3 separate regions of the Homo sapiens genome follow, and regions 2 and 3 are each linked to region 1. Evidence: chromatin contacts called from ENCODE Hi-C or POLR2A ChIA-PET data. All regions are on one chromosome and are shown on one strand. Each heading gives the region's core, a stretch centred on a gene start or an enhancer-like site at or near the end of the contact. The rest is flanking DNA. Distances are from core to core; before and after follow the strand shown.

What was found. Hi-C counts contacts between places; a loop is a spot of excess contacts on that map. ChIA-PET counts read pairs that join two places held with the same protein, here RNA polymerase II (POLR2A). Pooled maps may share reads with other maps.
Region 2: a loop to region 1 is called in a pooled map, with 7 times the contacts of the local background. The contact joins the promoter of H2BC6-AS1 here to the promoter of LARRPM in region 1. A Hi-C loop is called at or near these places in 2 of 50 pooled maps. POLR2A ChIA-PET finds 5 or more read pairs at or near these places in 2 of 52 experiments (GM10248 and K562).
Region 3: a pooled map shows a loop between it and region 1 (3-fold over the local background). The contact joins the promoter of H4C13 here to the promoter of LARRPM in region 1. A Hi-C loop is called at or near these places in 1 of 50 pooled maps. POLR2A ChIA-PET finds 5 or more read pairs at or near these places in 2 of 52 experiments (MCF 10A and T-cell).

Annotation. Positions count from the first base shown.
Region 1 is chr6:27,018,148-27,021,600 of GRCh38, forward strand. LARRPM (LINC00240 antisense RNA regulating promoter methylation) reads right to left here and starts at 2,159. Exons shown (of 1, transcript NR_026776.1): 1 at 1,219-2,159. The region is part of intron 2 of LINC00240 (long intergenic non-protein coding RNA 240); the gene reads left to right. It overlaps TRI-TAT2-2 (tRNA-Ile (anticodon TAT) 2-2), which reads left to right and starts at 2,199; the gene lies at 2,199-2,292. RefSeq lists an enhancer at 1,904-2,163.
Region 2 is chr6:26,170,918-26,174,304 of GRCh38, forward strand. H2BC6-AS1 (H2BC6 antisense RNA 1) reads right to left here and starts at 1,856. Exons shown (of 3, transcript NR_186648.1): 1 at 1,118-1,856. It also overlaps a transcript of H2BC5 not described here. RefSeq lists an enhancer at 930-1,822.
Region 3 is chr6:27,871,804-27,875,043 of GRCh38, forward strand. It overlaps H4C13 (H4 clustered histone 13), which reads right to left and starts at 1,731. Exons shown (of 1, transcript NM_003546.3): 1 at 1,345-1,731. The coding sequence starts at 1,707. The coding sequence ends at 1,396. It overlaps H3C11 (H3 clustered histone 11), which reads right to left and starts at 543. Exons shown (of 1, transcript NM_003533.3): 1 at 42-543. The coding sequence starts at 512. The coding sequence ends at 102. RefSeq lists enhancers at 1,293-1,930, 1,362-1,411, 1,712-1,881, 1,962-2,011.

The DNA of each region.
Region 1 (3,453 bases), core at 909-3,408:
CCCACAATGAGACATCATCTCAGACCTGTTAGAATAACCAATTTAAAAATATAAAAAATAACAAGTGTTGGCAATGTAGAGAAAAGGGAACCCTTTTACATTATGAGTGGGAATGCAAATTAGTACCGCCTTTATGGAAAACAGCAGTATGGCTGTTCCTCAGAAAATTACAAATAGAACTACCACATGATCCAGCAGTACCTTTTCTGGGTATATACTGTGAAAGTAAAATATCTTGCACCCCCAAAATCACTAGCTAAAAGGAAAATTCAAGCTGGAAACTGCTCAGTGCAAACTTGCCTCCCATTCTATTCAAAGTCATCCCTCTGCTCACTGAGATAGATGCATACTCTGATTGCCTCCTTTGGAAAGGTTTATCAGAAACTCAAAAGTAAGACCTGGCAGCCCCCTCCCTGCTTTGTCCCCGCCTTTCTGGATGGAACCAATGTACTTCTTACATATATTGACTGATGTCTCATGTGTCCCTAAAATGTATAAAACTAAGCTGTGCCCCGATTACCTTGGGCACAGGTAGTCAGAACTCCCTGAGGCTGTGTCACAGGGGTGTGTCCTCAACCTTCGCAAAATAAACTTTCTAAATTAACTGAAACGTGTCTCAAATTTTCGGTGTTCACATCCGCAAAGGAAATGAAATCAGGATCTCGAAGCAATAACTGCATGCCCATCTTCATTGAAACATTATTCACAATAACTAAGATATGGAATCGACCTAAGTGGCTGTCCACCAATGAATGGATAAAGCACATATAGTTTATACACACAATAGAATATTATTCATCCTTAATAAAGAAGATCCTGCTGTTTGCAACATGGATGAACCTCGATGTCATTATGCTAAGTGAAACAAGCCAGACACAGCAAGAAAAATACTGCATGATCTCTTATGTGGATTCTAAAAAAGTCAAATACATAGAAGCAGAGTAGAACAGTGGTTACCAGGGGTGGAGACGTATGGAAATGGTTAAGATGTTGGTCAAAGGATACAAAGTTGCAGTTCTATAGGATGAATAAGTCTAGAGATGTAATGCATAGCATAACTATAGTTAATACTGCATTGTGCATTGGAAACTTGCGGAGAGTACATTTCATGCGCTCTCACCACTTACACAAAATAGTAACTGTGAAGAGATGTATTATGTTAATTAGCTTGACTGTAGAAATCATTTCACTGTGTACATGTATCAAAACATCATGTTGTACACCTTAAATATATAGTTTTTATTTTTAAAACACTGTTTGGGATTAAAAGCCCAGCTAATTCTGCCTTAATATCTCATTCTTATCCACAATGTCCACCCATAAGAAAGACGCCCGATACTCCGTGTAAACACACACTCCCCATCTCCCATACAAATTTACCTTCTAGAGAGAGCCCTTTTCCCCAAACTCTCCTCTCAAAACACTCTGAAGCACAAGGTCTTTAGCCTAGTTAGACATTTTCTGAAAAACTTAGTTTAACTCAGCGTAGAGACACCATGAATTTCAGAGACCCAGTCCTGGGCCTGCTTCAGTTGCTTTAGCCTAGAGTTTCAACTCCCAGGTCCCGGGGAGGGATGCTCCAAGGAAGAAATAGAGGCCCTATTCCAGGGCTGTTTCTCGCAGACTAGCCACAGAAAATGCAGCCCAGCGCCACTTCCTTTCAGTAGCAACACGTTTCCAACACGTTTGTTAAGCGGGAACGGAAGTGAGCGGAAAGGAATGCGTTTGGTAAATCCCACTTTAAGGATTTCGTAATCCTCCCAGGGATTCCCACCACCCGCACTCCACTCGCAGACTGCGGGCCTTCCTCCGACGCTGGGAGAAGGACCCTGGGAGAGGCAAGGGAAGGGCTCCGGAACCAGCGCAGCAGCGGGACGCTAGCCCGCCCACACGGCGGCCACTTGAAGGTCCTCCAGGGAACACCTGAGGCAGTGGGAGCGTCTGCCCTTTCCTAAGTCTCCTTGGAAAGAAGTATTCGCTTTCGTTTCCGCAAACAAAGCATGCTCCGCGCTTTCAGGACCGGTGGCTCCCGTGGAGACCGCAGCGGAACCCAGTCCGCCTTCGCACGCGTCCGGGGGAGAAGCGGCCCCAGGACTAAGGGCGCGCGCCCGAGGAACCGGTGCTGTGACGACCAGAGCAAACACGCCGGATGTTCCTGTGTAGGCTGTGTAAGGAGTGACCGGAAGTAGAAACTGGGTGCTCCAGTGGCGCAATCGGTTAGCGCGCGGTACTTATATGGCAGTATGTGTGCGAGTGATGCCGAGGTTGTGAGTTCGAGCCTCACCTGGAGCATTGTTTTCCAACCCAAAATAGCATTACTTGAAGTGCCTTTCCCCCTGTAATCCGACTCCATCGTCTTTAACGTGTTTGGAATTGTGTACACAGTTTATTGTTATTGGTTTCCTTAGCCTTTTTAGAACCAAGCAACGCCAATTACCAACAAAATCCGTTGCGCCGCAGTGAGTTAGCTACCTTCTATCTCCACTTTGTTCTGCACGTCGATCTCAGGTAAAGAACATCATCTCTTTACATCCTTCTTTCCACTTTGTTCTTAGGATCATCGATCATCGTTCCTCGGGGAGCCCCTGGCACATACTTAGTGCTAAGAAACTCCCATCAGGTGATAAGCATTGAACTCCATTTAAGGAAACTCAAAAGTGGGAAATAGTAAAAGGTTCCTGTCTGATTAAAGCTCTGATTGGGAGGGGTGTGGGGGGACTGATTTCTGACAACAGTGTCCCCTCCAGTATTTTTCCCCCACTTAATTTTACCCTGATAAAAATCAACAGTCATGGAAGATCTAGCAGCTTCTATCAACTGAGAAACAGCACCTGGTGTCCTCAGGCATTCAATTACCTGGACTTGGAAAAGGATGAGTGATAATAGACCCAGAAACCTGAAATCTTTAGAACAGCATTACAAGAATAAGCATATTGTTGTGGCTGAGGTGGGTAGGAAGTAGATAGGGATTTTGACTTTAAAATAGGCTTCCTCTCCCTATGACACCTGCAGTTTGCCTGGACATAGCTTTTATCATATGCTTCCCAACTCTTCAGCAAGAGAGGGAATTGAACTGAGTAATTGGGAGTTGTTTTCCTAGCTATAAAGATTGCCACAAATCTGAAAGCACATGTGTCCCACTTGGGACACGGAGGTGAGTGGAATTAAGCTGAGCACAGATAACTCTCTCTTGAGATCTGTATTCCTAAATGGGTCTTGCATGTATCTGGACATTGTCCACTCACAGACTCTCTCCTGAGAAAGGTTAGCGAGGTCCCGTTCAGGAATGCACCAGATGATAATAAAGTGAACACCTTCTCACTTTGTAGCTCTTGCTAAGCCACTGGAGTACCTTAAAAGCTATCAAAGCATAATCTTCAAATATATATATAGTAACTAATCACCAAATATTTATTTAAGTCACTAATGAGAAAAGGAGGAGTATGGTAAACT
Region 2 (3,387 bases), core at 606-3,105, 850 kb before region 1:
TAATGGTGATGGCAAAATGGCACCTAATAACTAAACCCTTCTTATTTCTTCAATCAGGGGAGAGACATGAAGACAGAGGAGAAATGAATGCATAAAATAACTGATAATATGAATCTATACATAGAACTTAGGAAGTCTCATCTGCCTGAAAATGACTGTGTGGATCCCACCCAAATCCAACTCATCCTGGTTTGCTGCACACTGGTTCATCAAAAGAAGGTTACCGAGGGGAAGGAACTAAAGGTGTTTGCACTTCATGTTACTTTTTGAGTTTATAAACATAAAAACAGAATTTACTTCTGTTACAGACCTAGTTACTGGGAATTCATTACTTGCCATGGACTACCTTTGCTAAGAAAAGTCTGAATGAGAAGATGGCAGGACGTCTGAAAAAAAAAGTTATAATTAATAAAATCTGCGGAGAATTGTAAATTCTGCCTTCATTGTTGATCCAAACCTTTCTTCTAAGACCTCCCCTTTCTAGACATCTATCTACCTATTTTCACTTTACTTTCCAGCATCAAGGAGGTCTGAGTGGATAAGGCCTAAGCACTGATGTGGCTTTGGTAATGAACCTGAAGTTAAAAACTGGTTAGCTTATGCTAAGCTGCCATTTGAAAGGTCTCCTCCAGCATCTGAATTAAGGGAAACAATGTTTTGAAGCAGTCACAAAACTTTTCTGATGCATTAGATCTGAGGTAGGACCTGATAATTTGTACTTCTAAATTATGCAGGTGATGCTGATGCTGCTGGTCCGGAGACCACTTTGGAGAGTTTTACTTTAAAGGAAATGAAACTGCCCTAAAATGCTAATACTAAATAGCCACACAAAGCCGGAAAAAAGCAAAGAATTTCAAACCGAAGATGAGAGGTCCTGAAAAATAACAGCGGTCATCCTACTCCCGGTGCGGCTATGCGGCCATGAAAAGGAGTCTTGGGGCCGGTCGTGCCCCTCCACGCAGGCTCCCTCATAGGGTCATCCCATCAACCCTCGCCAAAAACGCCGGCCCCCTCATAGGGCCGTCCGGCCACGCCCCTCCGTGCCCTAACCACAGAGCCACACGTTACGCCGCCGCCCCGTTACGCCCATCCGGCTCCCGCATAGGGCGTCACGTACGTTTAACGTCGGCCCGGCGCGCGCGTCCGGGAGGTTGCCCGTAGGCCGCTAACTGGTGGTTCCCAGTCCCCGCCGACTCGGCCTCTTTCTTCTGCGGCCACCAGATCGCGGGATATCGGAGACTTCGAACAATCCGCTGGAGTCCTTTACAGTTTAAAAACAGAGGACCGGCCGGGCGCGGTGGCTCACGCCTGTAATCCCAGCACTTTGGGAGGCCGAGGCGGGCGGATCACGAGTTCAGGAGATAGAGACCATCCTGGCTAACACCGTGAGACCCCGTCCCTATCAAAAGTACAAAAAAATTAGCCGGGTGTGGTGGCACGCGCCTGTAGTCCCAGCTACTCAGGAGGCTGAGGCAGAAGAATCGCTAGAACCAGGGAGGCGGAGGTTGCAGTGACCGAGATCGCGCCGCTGCACTCCAGCCTAGGCGACAGAGCGAGACTGCGTCTCAAAACAAAAAAAACGGAGGATCGAAAATTTTGAAGACTGAGAGCAAGGCAACAATCTTCCCTTGACCTTTTTGCTCCTCTCACAAGGGTTTTTCAGACGGCTGAAACCAACGAAAAGAGTGAGGAAGCAGGCAGAAAATTTCAGCTTTAGTCTCTCAGCATCCTCCTGCTTTCTTCTCGGGGAGCTGGCACTTCCCCCTTCTCTAGTAGCTGTAAATACGCCTCCCAACTCCAAGGAGACCTTTCTTGCATCTCCCTTACTGTTCTCACGCCTGTAGGGCTCTTCGTGTGAGGATTCAGTGTATGTATGTATGTATATGAATGTGTGCGAATAATTATTTCCTAATTGAGTTTTTTTTTAAAAAAATCATCTTCCGGTACACGCAGTGCCGTACTCCATTAAACAGCAGGCACGGTGTCTAGGGTCCGCAGTTCTTTTGGAGGCTCATGAAAATATTTTAATTTCTTCTAAAGTCAGAAGGAAAAAAATGAACATTTAAGTCGAAGAAGATGTTACATATTAATCTTCATATGACTTTAATTTTTTTTTTTTTTTTTTTGAAACGGAGTCTCGCTCTGTCCCCCAGGCTGGAGTACAGTGGCGCAGTCTCGGCTCACTGCAAGCTCTGCCTCCCGGGTTCACGCCATTCTCCTGCCTCAGCTTCCCGAGTAGCTGGGACTACAGTCACCACGCCCGACTAAGTTTTTTTGTATTTTTTAGTAGAGACGGGGTTTCACCGTGTTAGCCAGGATGGTCTCGATCTCCTGACCTCGTGATCCGCCCGCCTCGGCCTCCCAAAGTGCTGGGATTACAGGCGTGAGCCACAACGCCTGGCCTATGCCCACTAATTCCAATTCTTATTTGATCTAATTGTTTATAGATTCTTGTGAACTTTTACCTTGACAATTATGTTATTTTCAAAGATAATCATCTTTTCCTATTGAATCCTTGCTCTTCTGACTGCCTGTTCCTATCTCATGGTATTGGCCAAACCCTGTGATGCCGTGTTGAATAGGAGTACTTTCTCACCACACTTGTCTTCCTTCCGCCTCTATGGGAATCCTTCCAAAACGGCACCATTAAGTGTTATACTCGCTGTAGCTCCTCCTTATGAAGTTCTCTTCTCATTGTAGTCTGTTAAGTGTTTATGATTAAAGAGTGTTATATTTTGTTAAATGCTTTCGCAGTATCTTTGGAGATGATCATGTTTTTTCTTTATTAATCTCTTTTTTATTTTATTTATTTTATTTTATTTTATTTTATTTTTTATTATTTTAGTTTTTATTTTGAGATGGAATCTCACTCTGTCTCCCAGGCTGGAGTGCAGTGCCCTGATCTAAGCTCATTACAACCTCTACCTCCCAGGTTCAAGCGATTCTTCTGCCTCACTTTCCCAAGTAACAGGGACTACAGGTGCGTGCCACCACATCTGGCTAAGTTTTGTATTATCAGAAGAAGATAGGCCGCCATTGGCCAGGCTGGCCTTGAACTCCTGACATTAAGTGATCCACCTGCCTCAGCCTCCTAAAGTGCTAGGAATACAGGCGTGAGCCACTGCTCTGGGCCTTCCTTTATTAATTTCTTAAACTGGCAGATTTAGAATACTAAACTTCCTTCTATTCTTAGAATAAACCCTATATAATCAGCTATTTATTTAAATAACATGGTCTCTGCAATTTCTCCTGGTTTCCATTTTTTCTCATAATAGGCATTTTTTTCTAAAAAACAAAAATGAATGTTCATTAGTGAGACAAAACTATAATTTTGTTTTTTTCTTCTTTCTCTCTTCCTTCCTTTTTAAAATTTGTATTCTCCAGTTT
Region 3 (3,240 bases), core at 481-2,980, 850 kb after region 1:
AAGACACGTCTCAAAAGCTACAGCTTCCTTTTGGTGACAATTGAGGGGCTCTGAAAAGAGCCTTTTGGGGTTGGACAGACTTCTTGGGCTGATAGGAATATTTATGCCCTCTCCCCTCGGATGCGGCGCGCAAGCTGGATGTCTTTAGGCATAATAGTGACGCGTTTGGCGTGAATGGCGCACAGGTTGGTATCCTCAAATAGCCCCACCAGGTAGGCCTCGCAAGCCTCCTGCAGCGCCATCACCGCCGAGCTCTGGAAGCGCAGATCGGTCTTAAAGTCCTGTGCGATCTCCCGTACCAAGCGCTGAAAAGGTAGCTTCCGGATTAGCAGCTCGGTCGACTTCTGGTAGCGGCGGATCTCGCGCAGGGCCACGGTGCCGGGGCGGTAGCGGTGGGGCTTCTTGACGCCACCGGTGGCCGGAGCGCTCTTGCGAGCCGCCTTGGTGGCCAGCTGCTTGCGCGGCGCTTTGCCGCCGGTGGACTTGCGAGCTGTTTGCTTTGTTCGTGCCATGGCTAAGTAGACGTACCTACTCAACACAAATGAGAGAAAAAAACTGATCATCCCGGTATTTATAGCTGCCCTCGCGTTCTGATTGGACAGTAGACTGTGCCATGCCACGTCTCACACACGGAATTGGCTCCCAGTTTAATCTGCTAGTGAAAGGGAGACATTCCGCCTCTGTTTTGGGTCAAGAAACGTAAAATGGTTTTGCTAGCTAAAGAAAAACAAAAACGGAAACAAAAAAAAATCCCCCAAAAGTCTAGGATTTTTCATGCATCAAAATCCTGTTTAAATATAAGCTTGATAAATCTAAACTTGCCTTGCACTATTTTAATTACGAGGTGTCATTACTGATTTGACAAAAAGTTAAAGAACGTAAAGGAAAAGTGAAACTAGAGTAAATTTGTAAATGGAGGCATTGAAGGGGATATGAAATTCGAGCGTTGTGGTATGCCAGTATTTCTCAAATTTAAACGTACTTAATGTTTTAGAAGTTGGCCGACTTTTTCTGTAAAGGGCGATATTAAAACATTTTGGGCGTTGCGGACCACAGTGTCATAGTTACACAGCCCTCGCATTGGTAGCGGTAAAGTAATCGATACAAGATAAATGAGACCGGCTGTTTCATTATGACTTTTGCAAAAACCAGAGAGGCGTTATAGATTTGGCCGTGTATCAGAGAAGCCGGCACTTTTAACCACTAAGTAATGCTGAAAGGGGCACCGAACCTCAAACTTCAGCGACTGCTTATGTGGAATCGCTAATTTGCCAAAACTGCCATACGTTTAAGTGTTCTTAAGAAATTAACTATCTTTAGTCTACAGCTCTTTCACAGACTTCATGGGTGGCCCTGAGAAGGGCCTTTGAGGAACCGTGTAAGTAAGTAAAACACTCAGCCGCCAAAGCCATACAGGGTGCGGCCCTGGCGCTTGAGCGCGTAAACCACGTCCATGGCTGTGACTGTCTTGCGTTTGGCGTGCTCCGTGTAGGTAACTGCATCGCGGATTACATTCTCCAAAAACACTTTAAGAACTCCGCGTGTCTCCTCGTATATAAGGCCTGAGATGCGCTTAACGCCTCCACGCCGTGCCAGGCGTCGGATGGCGGGCTTGGTGATGCCCTGAATGTTGTCGCGCAGAACTTTGCGGTGGCGCTTAGCGCCTCCTTTGCCCAGACCCTTCCCGCCTTTGCCGCGCCCAGACATGTCTTGTACTAAACAAAATGCAACACGGCAAGCCTCGCAGCAGTACTTTATATAGTAATAAATCGGACCTGATTGGGAACTCTCCACACCAGCTGCATCCGGTCGGCCGATTCACAGACCTTGCGCCCTGCCCACGACTTCAGGAAAAAATGGAAAAGGGGGTACTTAAACTCCAGTTTCTAAAAATGATGCCCAGTTAAAAATTACTCAGCTCATCTTGCCCTTCTACAGTGTTTTAGGCTGACCACCGCTGCATTCCATTGTCTGGGTCTTTGCAGCCTGTTTTTCCTGTCACCTCTTAGCATCGATTGTTCTAGTGCTTTGTGGCTGCTGGAATCAAATGGCGCCATCTCTAGAGGGGTAATCACAGTCGTTTCGGGCATTTGTGAAATAGCGTGTAGAAACTGCTTCCGTACAAACTCGAAGTGATCAGCCTATGGAGTGGCTGACTGCAAAAGACGACGCCTGATGATAGCTCCAAGGTGGGATTCCTCACCTTTCTCAAATTTGGTTCTCTATTCTTTTCCTTATATTTTACTCTTTCTGTAGCTGTCCTTTCTGTTCCTTTCTCTCCCTCGCCAACCACATTTTTGGGGCAAGAACTTTCTATTTTTTTTTCCTCATTCCACCTAGAAACACTTCAGGAAGCTGTTTGAGAAAGAAAGGTGGCTTTTACCCTGTATTTCCTTAGAATTGTGAAGGTGCCGCTTGAGCTCCCTCATGTTCCTCTTTTCTGTTGAACTAGGAAATCAGCTGTGCCCAGAAACCCTGTCTTTTACATTTACAAATAAAGTGCAGGAGGAAAAGACCGAGGATGACTTTATTCCAAGAAAAAGAGTTTCAAATGGCCGGACGCGGTGGCTCACGCCTGTAATCCCAGCCAGAAGGGAGGCCGATGCATGTGGATCACAAGGTCAGGAGTTCGAGACCAGCCTGGCTAAGATGGCGAAACCCCTTCTCTACTAAAAATAAAGAAAATTGGCCTGGCGTGGTGGAGGGCGCCCATAATCCCAGCTACTCAGGAGGTTGAGGCAAGAAAATCGCTTGAACGCAGAAGGCGGAGGTTGCAGTGAGCCAAGATCGAGCCCCTGCACTCCATGCACTCCAGCCTGGGCAACAAAGTAAGAGTCCGTCTCAAAAAAAAGTTTCAAATAAATGTTGTGTGACCTTCCTGACCTAGGCTGGCTCTGCCTTGCCCTGCCTTCCAGCTATCAGATTTCGTTTCTCAGTAATGTTTACCTTTTATATTTCAAATGTGTATGATTATTTACCTCTTTAGCAAATATCTAATTTTATTCTAAAAATCAGTCTCTGCAAGTACATTATGAACTACTCTATGATTACTGTATGTGCAAAACATTACATACTCATGTTGTAATAGTTAATCAGTTTCTCACTGAGCTAGGCTGGCCTCTTTTTCCTTTTTTTTTTTTTTTTTTTTTTTTTTTTGACAGAGTTTTGGTCTTGTCACCCCAGGCTGGAGTGCAATGGTGAGTTCTCTGCTCACTGCAATCTCCCCCTCACGGGTTCAAG